4 separate regions of the Homo sapiens genome follow, and regions 1, 2 and 4 are each linked to region 3. A link is a contact called in ENCODE Hi-C or POLR2A ChIA-PET data. All regions are on one chromosome and are shown on one strand. The core of a region is the stretch at or near the end of the contact, and the rest is flanking DNA. Distances in the headings are between cores, read along the strand shown. Region 1 holds the start of ODF2 (outer dense fiber of sperm tails 2). Region 2 holds the start of URM1 (ubiquitin related modifier 1). Region 3 holds the start of TOR1A (torsin family 1 member A). Region 4 holds the start of SPTAN1 (spectrin alpha, non-erythrocytic 1).

Region 1 (2,906 bases), core at 34-2,533, 1.4 Mb before region 3:
TTAGTAGAGACGGGGTTTCGCTATGTTGGGCAGTCTGGTCTTGAACTTCTGACCTTAGGTGATCCGCCTGCCTCAGCCTCCCAAAGTGCTGGGACTACAGGCGTGAGCCACCGCAGTCTTAAATGGTTAATGAGGATTAGGAAATCTATCAATTATTCAACAGAGAGACAATGAATGGATCAAGGGATTGGGGAGCTCCCTGACATTACAGAACAAATTCAGTATGCAGTATACTGTGAAAGCGAGGCGGAAAAGCAGGTTTTGTTTGCGAGTCTGACTTTAGGATTGCAGGTGAAACACTTGTGTGACCCTGGAGCTGTGTGGCTAAGGTGCTGCGGGGTCACTGGAGAAAGGTCAAGGGACTGTGGCCCAGTTGGCCCGGAGGTGGTTCAGGTCTCCCAGATTCCAGGGCGGCATTATGAGCCACGTGACAGACCTCCCCTGACTGGCTGACAGTGAAGCATAATTGAGAAGATGGCGGACCAGCAAGGACCTCATCAGAATAGGTCTGTACACAGAGCGGCATAGAGAGTGCAGGAGGGTAGTAGACCGGGCGCGGAGGCTCAAGCCTGTAATACAAGCACTTTGGAAGGCCGAGGCGGGTGGATCATGAGGTCAGGAGATGGAGACTATCCTGCCCAACACGGTGAAACCCCGTCTCTACTAAAAATACAAAAAAAAATTAGCCGGGCGTTGTGGCGGGCGCCAGTAGTCCCAGTTACTCGGGAGGCTCAGGCAGGAGAATGGCGTGAACCCGGGAGGCGGAGGTTGCGGTGAGCCGAGATCGCGCCACTGCACTCCAGCCTGGGCAACAGAGCAAGAATCTGTCTCAAAAAAAAAAAAAAAAAAAAAAAAAAAAAAAAAAAAAAAAGTGCAGGAAGGTAGTGAACAGAACAGCAAGGGGAATGCCGACCCTTTCTCCTGTTGGGGCCAAGACAGAGGCGATGTGGGCAGGGGAGAGGCCGGGGAATGCGCAGAAGCCGACTCCATCTCCGCATTAATAGTGGACTAGGGGCAGGGCTGGATTTTCGGAGGCAGTGTGCAGCTCCCAATAACTAGTTCCATGGGTCCTCTGTGAGCCTAGTTTCCTGGTGGGTACCGAGGGGAGGGCGTCGGAACCGTACGCTCCTTTGAGTGAGGGGAATCCGGGAGGATCCAAGGCAGGGGAAACAGGGCCGAGCGGGAAAGGCCTTGAATGGGGGGCGAGACCCGGCCAGGCCCGCTGGACGCGTAGCACGTCTCCTTGGTGACGGGACGCGTGGCCCGGAAGTGGGCGGCCCTTCTGGCGGGGCGGGGCATCTCTGTGACGCTAGGGGCTGGGCCTCGATGGCGAAACCCAAGCGGCTCCCGGGGGGGTTTGAACTGGCCAATGGGCGAGCTGCCGACCGGGTGTCGGAAAAGGAGGCGGAAGCGGGGAGGAGCCGCTGCCAGAGCCAGACTGCATCCGCCGCGGCGTCTCCATGGCACGACCCTGGCCTCCGACTTCAACGACTTCATAAGGCGGCGTTTCTGGGCGCAGCCGTGTCGCTCCTGGTGAGAGGCCGCCGGCAGGCGGGATCCAGCGCCCTCCGGGGCACCGCGGGCGAGACCGTCGCCTTCGCACCCCCGGCGCGGTCGACCCCGCGGGGCCGTCGGGTCCTGGGTTCCCCGCCGCGTTGCGCTCGTCCCCCTCCTGTCAGAACCTGGGCCCCCGCCCCGCCCACCGGCGCGGGGCCTCTCCTCCTCCCGCTAACGGGCGGTCGGCCGCCTCCTTCCTCTCTTGGCTACCACGGGGCTCTGCCCCTCCTCTGCCGCCCGCGGGCAGGGCTTCACCTTTCTCTCTATGGGCAGAAACCGGTACCCTCCTGCCTGCTGGTGGGTGGCCGTCCCTTCTCTCCGCCGACAGAGGCTCTCCCTCGCTCTGCTGCCCGTCGGCGGCATCGCCCCGACCGCCTCGTCCTCTCCTCGGGCCTCCACATGGCAGTCACTTGTACGCCCTCCGTAGGCAGCGCTGTCCCCCGGGCACCGTCTCCGGCTTGCCAGGGCCCTCGCCCGGCGGGGGGGGGTCCCGCCCGCCCCCTCCCAGCCCGGCGTCTATCCTGCTCAGAACTCTGTTCGGTTTTCCCTCGCGGCGGGGCGCCCGGGGCCCGTGCAACCTCCGCGCCTCCCTCCTTTAAACACTATTGGTCCTCTCGGGCATCTGTTCTTCCGTAACGCCCCTTCTCCTAGGAGACAGTTGTCCGGCCCCGCCCCAGCATCCCCGCGGCTCCCTGCGCGGTTCTGGCCCTCTGGGGCCCACTTGGGGCCGAGCGGTTCTCACCCGCCCTCTCCGCACGTCCGCCGGCGCCTCAGGTTTCCCCCGGTAGCCACCGGCAGTCCTCCGCGTGGGACCCGGGCGCGGTGGTCCTTTCCCTCGCGGTTCTGCCCCGTCCCCTCCCCTTCCTCCCCTCTGCCCCCAGGTCGCTCAGCCTCTACTATTTCCCCCTACTTTGGCAGGACAGTTGCTGTGCGACTTGGACAGTAGAGGAGCGCCTCCCAAGTTTTCATCCAACTGCCAACCCCAAAGCTTCCACCCTTCTCCCCTCAGAGAGGACGTTTGATGCCGGGCCCCTTGAGAGGCTCATTGACAAGCCTGCCCCTCTGGGTCCCCCTGAGCAGAGCCTGCTGACCCAATTGCCCACCTTTGCGGCTTTGATGCCTAGCCATGTCTGCCTCATCCTCAGGCGGCTCCCCCAGGTATTGCCGATGTGGGAGGCGCCTGCGCCGGAGGGCAGGGAAAGGTGGCCAGGGGTCCCCAGGGCAGGCTCGCCTGAGGCTTCCAGCTTCCTCATTGTGTTTGCTGAAAGTCTGGACCAAAACGTTTAAAAATCGTTTTTAAAGGGAAGGGGGAACGAAATGTATACACAATCCTAGCTCTACCTCCCTCG
Region 2 (2,700 bases), core at 153-2,652, 1.5 Mb before region 3:
TCACCAGGCTGGAGTGCAGTGGCTCGATGTCAGCTCACTGCAACCTCCACCTCCCGGGTTCCAGCGATTCTTCTGCCTCAGCCTCCCGAGTAGCTGGGACTACAGGCGCACGCCACCACATCCAGCTAATTTTTGTATTTTTTTAGTAAAGACAGGGTTTTGCCATGTTGGCCAGGATGGTCTTGATCTCTTGACCTCGTGATCCGCCTGCCTCGGCCTCCCAAATTGCTGGGATGACAGGCGTGAGCCGCCGCGCCCGGCCTGCCCTGAGCCGCCGCGCCCGGCCTGCCCTGAGCTTTTGCAACAGGCTCCAGTGGTCTCCGTGTCTCTTTCCTTATTCCCCTCAAATCATTCTCCATATTGCAGCCAGAAATTATATTTTAAAACACAATTCTAAAATGTCACTGTCTCCCAAAACCCTTCAGTAGTCTCCCACTGCTCCTAGAGACTGAAATGTTTACCTGCTTACAAGGCAGGGGTTGGCCCCTGAGCACCTTTGCAGCTCCCTCTCTAGATGGATGAAAGTCAGGCTCCCTAACTTCCACCTTCCTCTCCATGTTCCAGCATGTTCTCACCCAGAGCCTCTGGGCCTTTTGTCCTCCTCACTGGAATGCTCCTAGAGGTTTCTCTCCCCTCACAGCCACCTAGTTTACTCAGGTTTTAGAGCCCAGCAAGTCCAGTCTACTCAGTTTTCTTTTTGAAGTTCCTATAACTTCAGTTCCTTTATTTAAGTTTGAGGTTGTACATGTCTTAGTATGCTTATTTGATTACAGTTAGTCTCCCCGCTAGACTGTGAGTGCCCTAAAGGCAGGAACCTTGCCCATCCCCTTTACCACTAGCACCGATCAAAATGCCTGGCACAGGGAGGCGCAATGAACAGCTGTTGAACGAGTGACTTCCAAATCGACAGCAAAGGGGGCGGCTGGATAGCGAGTCGCCCGCTCAGGAGAGATTCTGGGTCGGAAATAAAGATCTGGGAGTCATTTATAATTCCAACCAGACGAGTAGATGGGCTGGCCCAAGCGGTGTGTAGACTGAAGAGATTCTAACTCATGCAAGATAAGCAGCTACGTGGCTCACGGTCACGTCGCAAAAAACCTGGGGGCTCTCCTCCGCCTGCTTGTGGTCCCGTACAAGGCGCTTCCCACCCTGGGTCTCTGAGCCCAGTCGGTGAAAGACGGAAGGAGACCGATTCACAGCCCCAACAGCGCCGGTGATAGTCCCTCTGCCACCCCTTTCCCTCCGCTGCCCTCCCCTCCCCTCCCCTCCCCTCGATGACTTCCTCCAACAGCTGACGAAGCTGGATCCCTGGGCACCGCCTCTTCCGTCCGCGGCACCCGGAGACGCCCGGAAATTTGCGGGCGCGCCGGAAGTTGAGGGGAGTTTCCTGCGAGCTCGGCTTCCTCAACATGGCTGCGCCCTTGTCAGTGGAGGTGGAGTTCGGGTGAGTCACAGAGCTGGGGCGCCGTGGGGATGGATTGAAGTCGTCGGGCCCAGAATTCCTTTCCTTCTGCCGTGGGGCCTGACACGGCCGAATCACTGGGTGTCCCAGTGCCCGCTGTGAGCTACGCTACCCGCCTAGGAGAGTCTGAGAGGCCAGTCTCTCTTGGCAGTGAGGCCGTCTGTCCGGAAATAGAGGCGCACATTGGGAGGGAAATGCTCTCTGTGTACCACTCGGTGCCCTGTGCTCCGCCGGAGTCGGAGGTCGTGACTGTTAGCAGGCAGCCTCTCTCTCTTCTTTTCCATTCCTATCTCGGACCAATCCCATCTGTTTGGCATCTGAGCTCCTAGAACCTAGAAGGACCACCCTCCACCCGCTGATTTCATTCTTTGGGCAGCAGTTTCTTTTTACACTGTTATTAAGGTCTTGTTTCTCGTGGGATGTAGTGGCCAGGGCGGGACTTTTTTCTTTTTCTTTCCTAAGACTTGGGGATGGTAAACAGACCTGAGCCTCCTTCAGGACAGTCAGTAAACTTGCTGATTGCCTTCTGCAGAACTGGAGTCAGGTGGAGACACGGGGACAAATAAGAAATCACACTGAAGGGAACTAACAGGGACAGTATAGTATACACAAGATGAAAAATGCAGAGATTGGGACACACACCAGTTACTGAAGAAACACAGAGCAGGGAGGAAGTCTACCCAAGGCACTATTTGTGCTTCCTACAAACAGGTTTGTCATATGGTTTCAAAGCTGAGGGAAACTGCAGAGCTTAGAGAGAAGGCAAAGAAACAGGCCTTGAAAGATGGGTGGTGTACTTTACAGTATCACGTGGAAAAGAGGAAATAGGTAGGGATGTGTGTGTGTGTGTGTGGAATAGGTAGGTGTGTGTGTGTGCCTGTGTGTGTGTAGATAAGCCAAGGTCTATGTGACAGGAAAAGTCTGGGATGGGAATCTAAAACCTCTGCCCAGTGCCTTTCTTCTCATTGGATGCCTCCCATTTCTTTCATGTTTTCCCTTAATTGGGTAGTTCATTCACCAGCCATTTATTGAGTGCCTACCATGTGCCGGGCAGCAAGCCAGACACTGAGGATACAAAGATAAATAGAAGTCTGTCCGTGCCCTACAGCGTTCAGCATTTCTGCCCCTTAGAAGGGGGGTAAGTCTCATGACTAAGTGCATTTTAATTGATATTGTCTGGCTGCTTGGATCCAATTAGAACTGTATTGGTCTGGACTCCTCACTGTTTTGCCTCACTG
Region 3 (2,700 bases), core at 151-2,650:
TGAGAGGTTTCTTGGGCTTTGGGTTGTTTATGAAACCAAACACGGCATTTAAGATGATTTTCTTTGCAAGATGCTGTCCAAAGAGGTTGTCGTCCAGATCCTTCTGCAGTGCTGGGAAAGACAAAGCCAATCAGGAGTGGGGAAGAAACAGCGGCAAAATGTAGCCACATTTACAGCCCATAAGAAAGCCAGCAAAGCCGTCTAGACGCCCTCCAAGCACCTTGCGAAACCTCAAGTACTGCGGTCTGTAAGCTCCTGGCCCAGAGGGGACGGCGGTCCAGGGAGCCCTCCCTTTGCTGGTCCTGCCTATTCTAAAGCCCTGGCCCGACTCCTTCCCGAAAAGCCCCTTGGTGCCACTGCCACTGCCACCAGTTTGCACCCCTAACCCCTGTGCTGCTCCTCCCACCCCAAGGCAGAGCCGGGAAAGGAAACAGTTTGGTCCCTCCTGGTCGGCTGCGGAAGAGTCCTCACCATCCTTCCTGTCTCCCGCTAGGCTAGAAAGGAGGCAGAACCCACTTCGGAGGGAGGTTACCACTGGTCCACCCCCAGCTTAGCGCAAAGTAGGCCAACCTGCAGCCTGGCTCCTCAGGTCTCCGACTTAAGTCTGGCACGTCTGTGGTCATGGCCGAGGAGCCAGGCCTCATCCTGCAGGCCGGCCGCTTGGCTTCCGGGGTCCGGCCCCCGCGGACTCAGCTCTGCCCAGGCCCGGCCCTCCTGGGATGTGACCCCTACCCCGGCCTGGCCCTAGTGCCATCCCCCAGCCCCAGCCCCAGCCCCAGCCCCCGCTCCTGAGCCCCAGCCCCCAAACTCCGCTCCAGCCCCAGTCCTAGCCCGGCCCTACTGCCATCCCCCAGCCTCCATCCACCATCCTCAATCCCCTAGCCCCAGCCAACCGCCCTGGTCTTAACCCAGCCCTAGTGCGATCCCCCAGCCCCACCCCCAGCCCCCGGGCCCCGCTCCATCCCCCAGCCCCAGCCCCAGCCCCAACCCGGCCCTAGTGCCATCGCCCAGCCCCAGCCCCCAGGCCCCGCTCCAGCCCTAGTCCTAGCCCGGCCCTGGTGCCATCCCCCGGCCTCCATCCTCCATTCTCCATGCCCTGGTCCTAGTTCAGCCCTAGTGCCATCGCCCAGCCCCAGCCCCAGCCCCAGCCTCCAGCCCCCGCCCCAGCCTACCCTCCCGGCTAAGGCTCCGCTTCTGCCCGCAGCACTCGGCGAAGAGGCAGTAGAGACGCGGGTAGATGTAGCCGGTGAGGACGCCGGCCAGGGCCAGTCCCAGGCTGATGGGCTCCACCGCCTGCACCACGGACGGCGCCAGCAGCAGCAGGCCCAGCACGGCCCGGCCCAGCTTCATGCCCGGACCCGCGCCACCCTGCTTGTTCTCGCGCCGACCGCGAACCGGTGCAGCCGCCAGACCCACGCTTCCGGTTCCTCCTCTCGCGGAGGCCATCTTTCTTCAGGGCAGCCCTCCTCCCGACGCCGGCGGCCGCCATCTTTGTTCGGTACAAAGCCCTGTTTTGCTTCCGGAAACTCGGTTCTGCTCCGCCCCTGTTGGCCACGTGTTTTTGTTTATGGACGTTATTTTTGCCAGGCATGGTGGCTCCTGCCTGTAATCCCAGCCCTTTGGGAGGCTGAGGCGGGCGGATCACCTGAGGTCAGGAGTTCGAGACCAGCCTGACCAACATGGTGAAACCACGTCTCTACTAAAAATATAAAATTAGCCGGGTGTGGTGGTAGGCACCTGTAGCCCTAGCTACTGGGGAGGCTGACACATGAGAATCGCTTGAACCCAGGAGGCGGAGATTGCAGTGAGCCGAGATCTCACCACTGCACTCCAGCCTGGGAGACAGAGCAAGACTGTGTCCCCTCCCCGCAAATAATAATAATAATAATAATAATAATAACGGACGTTATTTTTTAGAACAGATTTACAGAAAAATTGAGAAGATAGTAGAGAGTTCCCATGTGCCACCCATCCCTGCAATTTCCCCTATTACTAAAATCTTACATTATTAGTGTGCTACATTTGTTAAAATTAACGATGCACTGTTGTCATATTAACTAAAGTGTAGTTTATTCAGATTTCCTTCCTTTTACTTAATGCCTTTTTCTGCTGCAGGTTTCCATTCAGGATACCACATTATATTTCGTTGTCATGTCTTAGACTACTGTTAATGACAGTGTCTCAGCCTTTTATTTTTATTTTAGCTGGAGTGCAGTGGCATGATCTCAGCTCACTGCAACCTCTGCCTCCCAGGTTCAAGCGATTCTCCTGTCTCAGCCTCCTGAGCAGCTGGGATTACAGGCACACACCACCATGCCCGGCTAATTTTTGTATTTTTGGTAGAGACGGGGTTTCACCATGTTGGCCAGGATGGTCTTGATCTGACCTCATGATCTGCCCGTCTCAGCCTCCCAAAGTGCTGGGATTACAGGCGTGAGCCACCGCGCCTGGCCTCAGCTTTTTATTTTTGATGACCTTGATAGTTTTGAGGAGTACTGGCCAAATCTTTGGTGGGCTGGCCCTCTATTGGGATTTGATGTTTTTCTCAGGATTAGACAAGCGTTATGGCGTTTTGGAAGGAAGATCACAGAGGTAAAGTGCTATGCTCATCACATCCTACCAAGGAAGGGTTCTTACTGTTCAACGTTACTTACCACTGTTGGTGCTGACTTGATCACTTGACTGAAGTAGTGTTTGTCA
Region 4 (2,700 bases), core at 12-2,511, 1.3 Mb before region 3:
CAGAGTTTAGAGCCAGGACCTTAAACTGCTAGGACTTTAAGTATCAGAAATTCTGAGAATCTTATTTTTCTCTTTCTGCACCCCAGCAGCCACCCGCATCAAAATGCCTCCCTTTCCTATTTGAAGGCAATACACATACGGTTGCAAAGGGAAGGTTCTGACTGCTGAGATGTAAATCCTAGCTCTTCCAATTGGTAGCTGCCTGACCTGGGCCAAGAGACTTAGCCTACATGAGCATTATGTAAGAGTGCCCATTTGTAAAATGGGAAAACATCTCATAAAATTATTGCAAAGATTAAGAAATGAAAAGGTAACACGAAATACTTAGCATAGTGCCTAGTACACAAGGCAAGTTCGATTAATTGTGCCAGAAAGAACCTTAATGTCTTGTTTATGAAATAGGATGAATGTAGCCTATTCCACTGGCGACCTGTGAGAAAGCTTTTGTTGCAGGAATGTAAGAAATTATTATTTTGCCGCTGCCGTTTCCTCCCCCATAATCTCCAAGAACATAAGAAATTAACTCTCCAAATCCCAGAATGACAGCTTTATGCCCCAAATTAGTCGACTTAATTTTTTTTCTGATTCGGATTTGGCCTTTTCCTCTCACCACCTCCTCAAACCCGGGGCCCCAAATCATCCGCGTCTTCTTGACCCCAGCCCCCACCGAATTAGGCTGACTTGGGACCCCAGCGCCAGCCTCCTCCTCGGGAAAGTGAGCAGGAAGAGACGCACTCGGGTGATCTCACCCTTTGGGACTGGGCGTTTTTCCGGCCGGGGCGCGCAGCATCCCCAGCCAGACTGCAGCGATACCCCCGCCCCGCCCTTCTCCGCAGTCCTGGAAGAGCTCCCAGGGCGGAGTGGTGCGATGCAGACGACTGTCCGCAGGGCGGGCGGTGGCGGGGCGCAAGCTGCGGGGAGGGAGGTGAGGCGGGAGCGTCTCTACCGCCAGGGCGTAGGCAGTGACCTCACTGCACCATCACCCCTCACCCCTTGCGCGCGCCCCATTTCCCCATCCTCCCGCGGCCCGCCCCTCGCTCACCTCTTCCCCCGCATTGTCGCTTCGGCTCCTTCCGGGATCGCTCGGCCCTTTCCGCCGGGCGGTCGGGCGGCGAGCCGGCGGGAGCACCGCCCCCTTTGCTCCGCCGGCGCGCTCCCCCACCCCTCGCGCAGCGCCGGGGCGCTTCCCCCGGCGCTCGCGCCCGCCCGCCGCGGGAGCGCGCGTAGCCGCTTATAAAAGAGGCGGGGCGCGCGCGTCGCCGCCACTACCCGCTGCGGAGTGAACGGTGTGGAGCGGAGGCCGCGGAGGCTCCTCGGTCCTTCAGCACCCCTCGGCCCGACGCACCCACGCCCCTCACCCCCCGAGAGCCGGTGAGAGGGGCAGCCGGGGAGCTCCGGGAGGGAGCGGGGCCCCGGGCAGCCGACCCCCGGGTGGGAGCTGGGCAGCTCTTCAGGCGGGGCGGGGCCGGCGCGCGGACAGGTGAGCCGGGCGGGCCGCGGGGCTGCCTCCATTCGGCTGAGTGGGGGAAGCCGCTGCCGCTGCTTTTGTGGCGCGTGGGCTGCGGAGGAGCAGCCGGGCCGAGGCTCGGCGCCGCCGCTGGAATGTCACTGACGGGGGGAGGGGGCGCGAGGCCGCCGGGTCCCTCCCAACCACCCCCAAGCCTGGCTGCGGCGCGGCCCTGCCCTGCCCCATCCGGCTGCGGCAGGTGGGTGGGGGCTCCCTCGTCGGGATCTTCGCCAGCCGCCTCCCTGCAGAACGCTCCCCGCACCGCCCCCGGTCCCTTCCCTCGGCCGGGAGCGACTTCTGCAGCTCGTTCTTCCGAATCGCACCAGCAATGCCGGCCAGCCGTAGAGGGAGGAAGAGCCCGGGGAGCCCGAGCATAGCGTAAACGGCTCTCTGACCTTAATTTCATCCTGCATGGCGAATCTCTGCCGTCTCTCTGAACGCAGAAGGGTCTGAGACTGGCCGTCTCCTTTTCTTTCCTTGTAATAAACATTTTTCTTTCTTCCTAGTTGTGATTTGCTTGTAAATAATAGGTAAATGCAGTGCTTGCATGGTATGTGGCTCAAATCAAATAACTTAATAGCTTAGCGTTCTTGTTTGTGTGTGTGTTTCCTGGGACTGGGTCTTTCGAGTCGAGATACAGTGTCAAAAATTCTACCATACCACTGTTGAATGATAGAACAGTCTTTTGTTTGAAAGCTGTCCCTGAGAATTTGATTAGACGCTTCCCCTAGAACATCGCTTTCAAAAGTCTCTGATGTACTAGAGTAAAATATATTTTAAATAAGCGCCTTGTTAAAAGTTGAATATGTTTTAAATGAAAAGCCTAAATAGCTCAGAAAGCTGGGTTGAGATGATGCTTGAACTGTTCCAACATCTAATCAGATCTCTTTTATATAATAGATCCTAAAATATTTAAGCCCTTTGTTCTGTCTTCATCATGTTATTTTAGAAAAACTTACCATCATGGCTGTTCGGGAAGAACAGGAGAGAGGCCATATGAAGTATTTTCATAATGTGTTGAGAAATTGCGTCGTCATAGCAATTGGCCTTAAGTAAAACAGAATGTATCAAAGATGGAAGGGTGGGGGTGTCTTGGAGCCAGGAAACAGAAAATCTTGGAAATAGCAGGAGGAACACTCAGCTATATGAAGCCATTGAGTCAAGGTTCCGACTCCTTAACTAGTCGTTTATTT

Evidence for each region. Hi-C counts contacts between places; a loop is a spot of excess contacts on that map. ChIA-PET counts read pairs that join two places held with the same protein, here RNA polymerase II (POLR2A). Pooled maps may share reads with other maps.
Region 1: a pooled map shows a loop between it and region 3 (10-fold over the local background). The contact joins the promoter of ODF2 here to the promoter of TOR1A in region 3. A Hi-C loop is called at or near these places in 4 of 50 pooled maps. POLR2A ChIA-PET finds 5 or more read pairs at or near these places in 2 of 52 experiments (K562 and activated CD4-positive, alpha-beta T cell).
Region 2: a loop to region 3 is called in a pooled map, with 8 times the contacts of the local background. The contact joins the promoter of URM1 here to the promoter of TOR1A in region 3. A Hi-C loop is called at or near these places in 1 of 37 single-sample maps with no recorded cell type and 3 of 50 pooled maps. POLR2A ChIA-PET finds 5 or more read pairs at or near these places in 2 of 52 experiments (BJ and activated B cell).
Region 4: a pooled map shows a loop between it and region 3 (5-fold over the local background). The contact joins the promoter of SPTAN1 here to the promoter of TOR1A in region 3. A Hi-C loop is called at or near these places in 6 of 50 pooled maps.

What each region holds. Positions count from the first base shown.
Region 1 is chr9:128,454,723-128,457,628 of GRCh38, forward strand. ODF2 (outer dense fiber of sperm tails 2) reads left to right here and starts at 1,284. Exons shown (of 21, transcript NM_001351578.2): 1 at 1,284-1,533. The coding sequence starts at 1,370. RefSeq lists enhancers at 357-1,093, 967-1,056, 1,094-1,829, 1,187-1,236, 1,830-2,565 and 1 more and silencers at 1,457-1,766, 1,897-1,996, 2,027-2,176, 2,387-2,436.
Region 2 is chr9:128,369,972-128,372,671 of GRCh38, forward strand. URM1 (ubiquitin related modifier 1) reads left to right here and starts at 1,403. Exons shown (of 5, transcript NM_030914.4): 1 at 1,403-1,444. The coding sequence starts at 1,410. RefSeq lists enhancers at 1-574, 575-1,438, 1,502-1,601.
Region 3 is chr9:129,822,736-129,825,435 of GRCh38, forward strand. TOR1A (torsin family 1 member A) reads right to left here and starts at 1,401. Exons shown (of 5, transcript NM_000113.3): 1 at 1,173-1,401; 2 at 1-111. The coding sequence starts at 1,350. RefSeq lists a silencer at 786-875 and an enhancer at 1,286-1,595.
Region 4 is chr9:128,551,326-128,554,025 of GRCh38, forward strand. SPTAN1 (spectrin alpha, non-erythrocytic 1) reads left to right here and starts at 1,262. Exons shown (of 57, transcript NM_001130438.3): 1 at 1,262-1,371. LOC101929270 (a long non-coding RNA gene) reads right to left here and starts at 1,088. Exons shown (of 4, transcript NR_188457.1): 1 at 1,043-1,088. RefSeq lists a silencer at 906-1,675.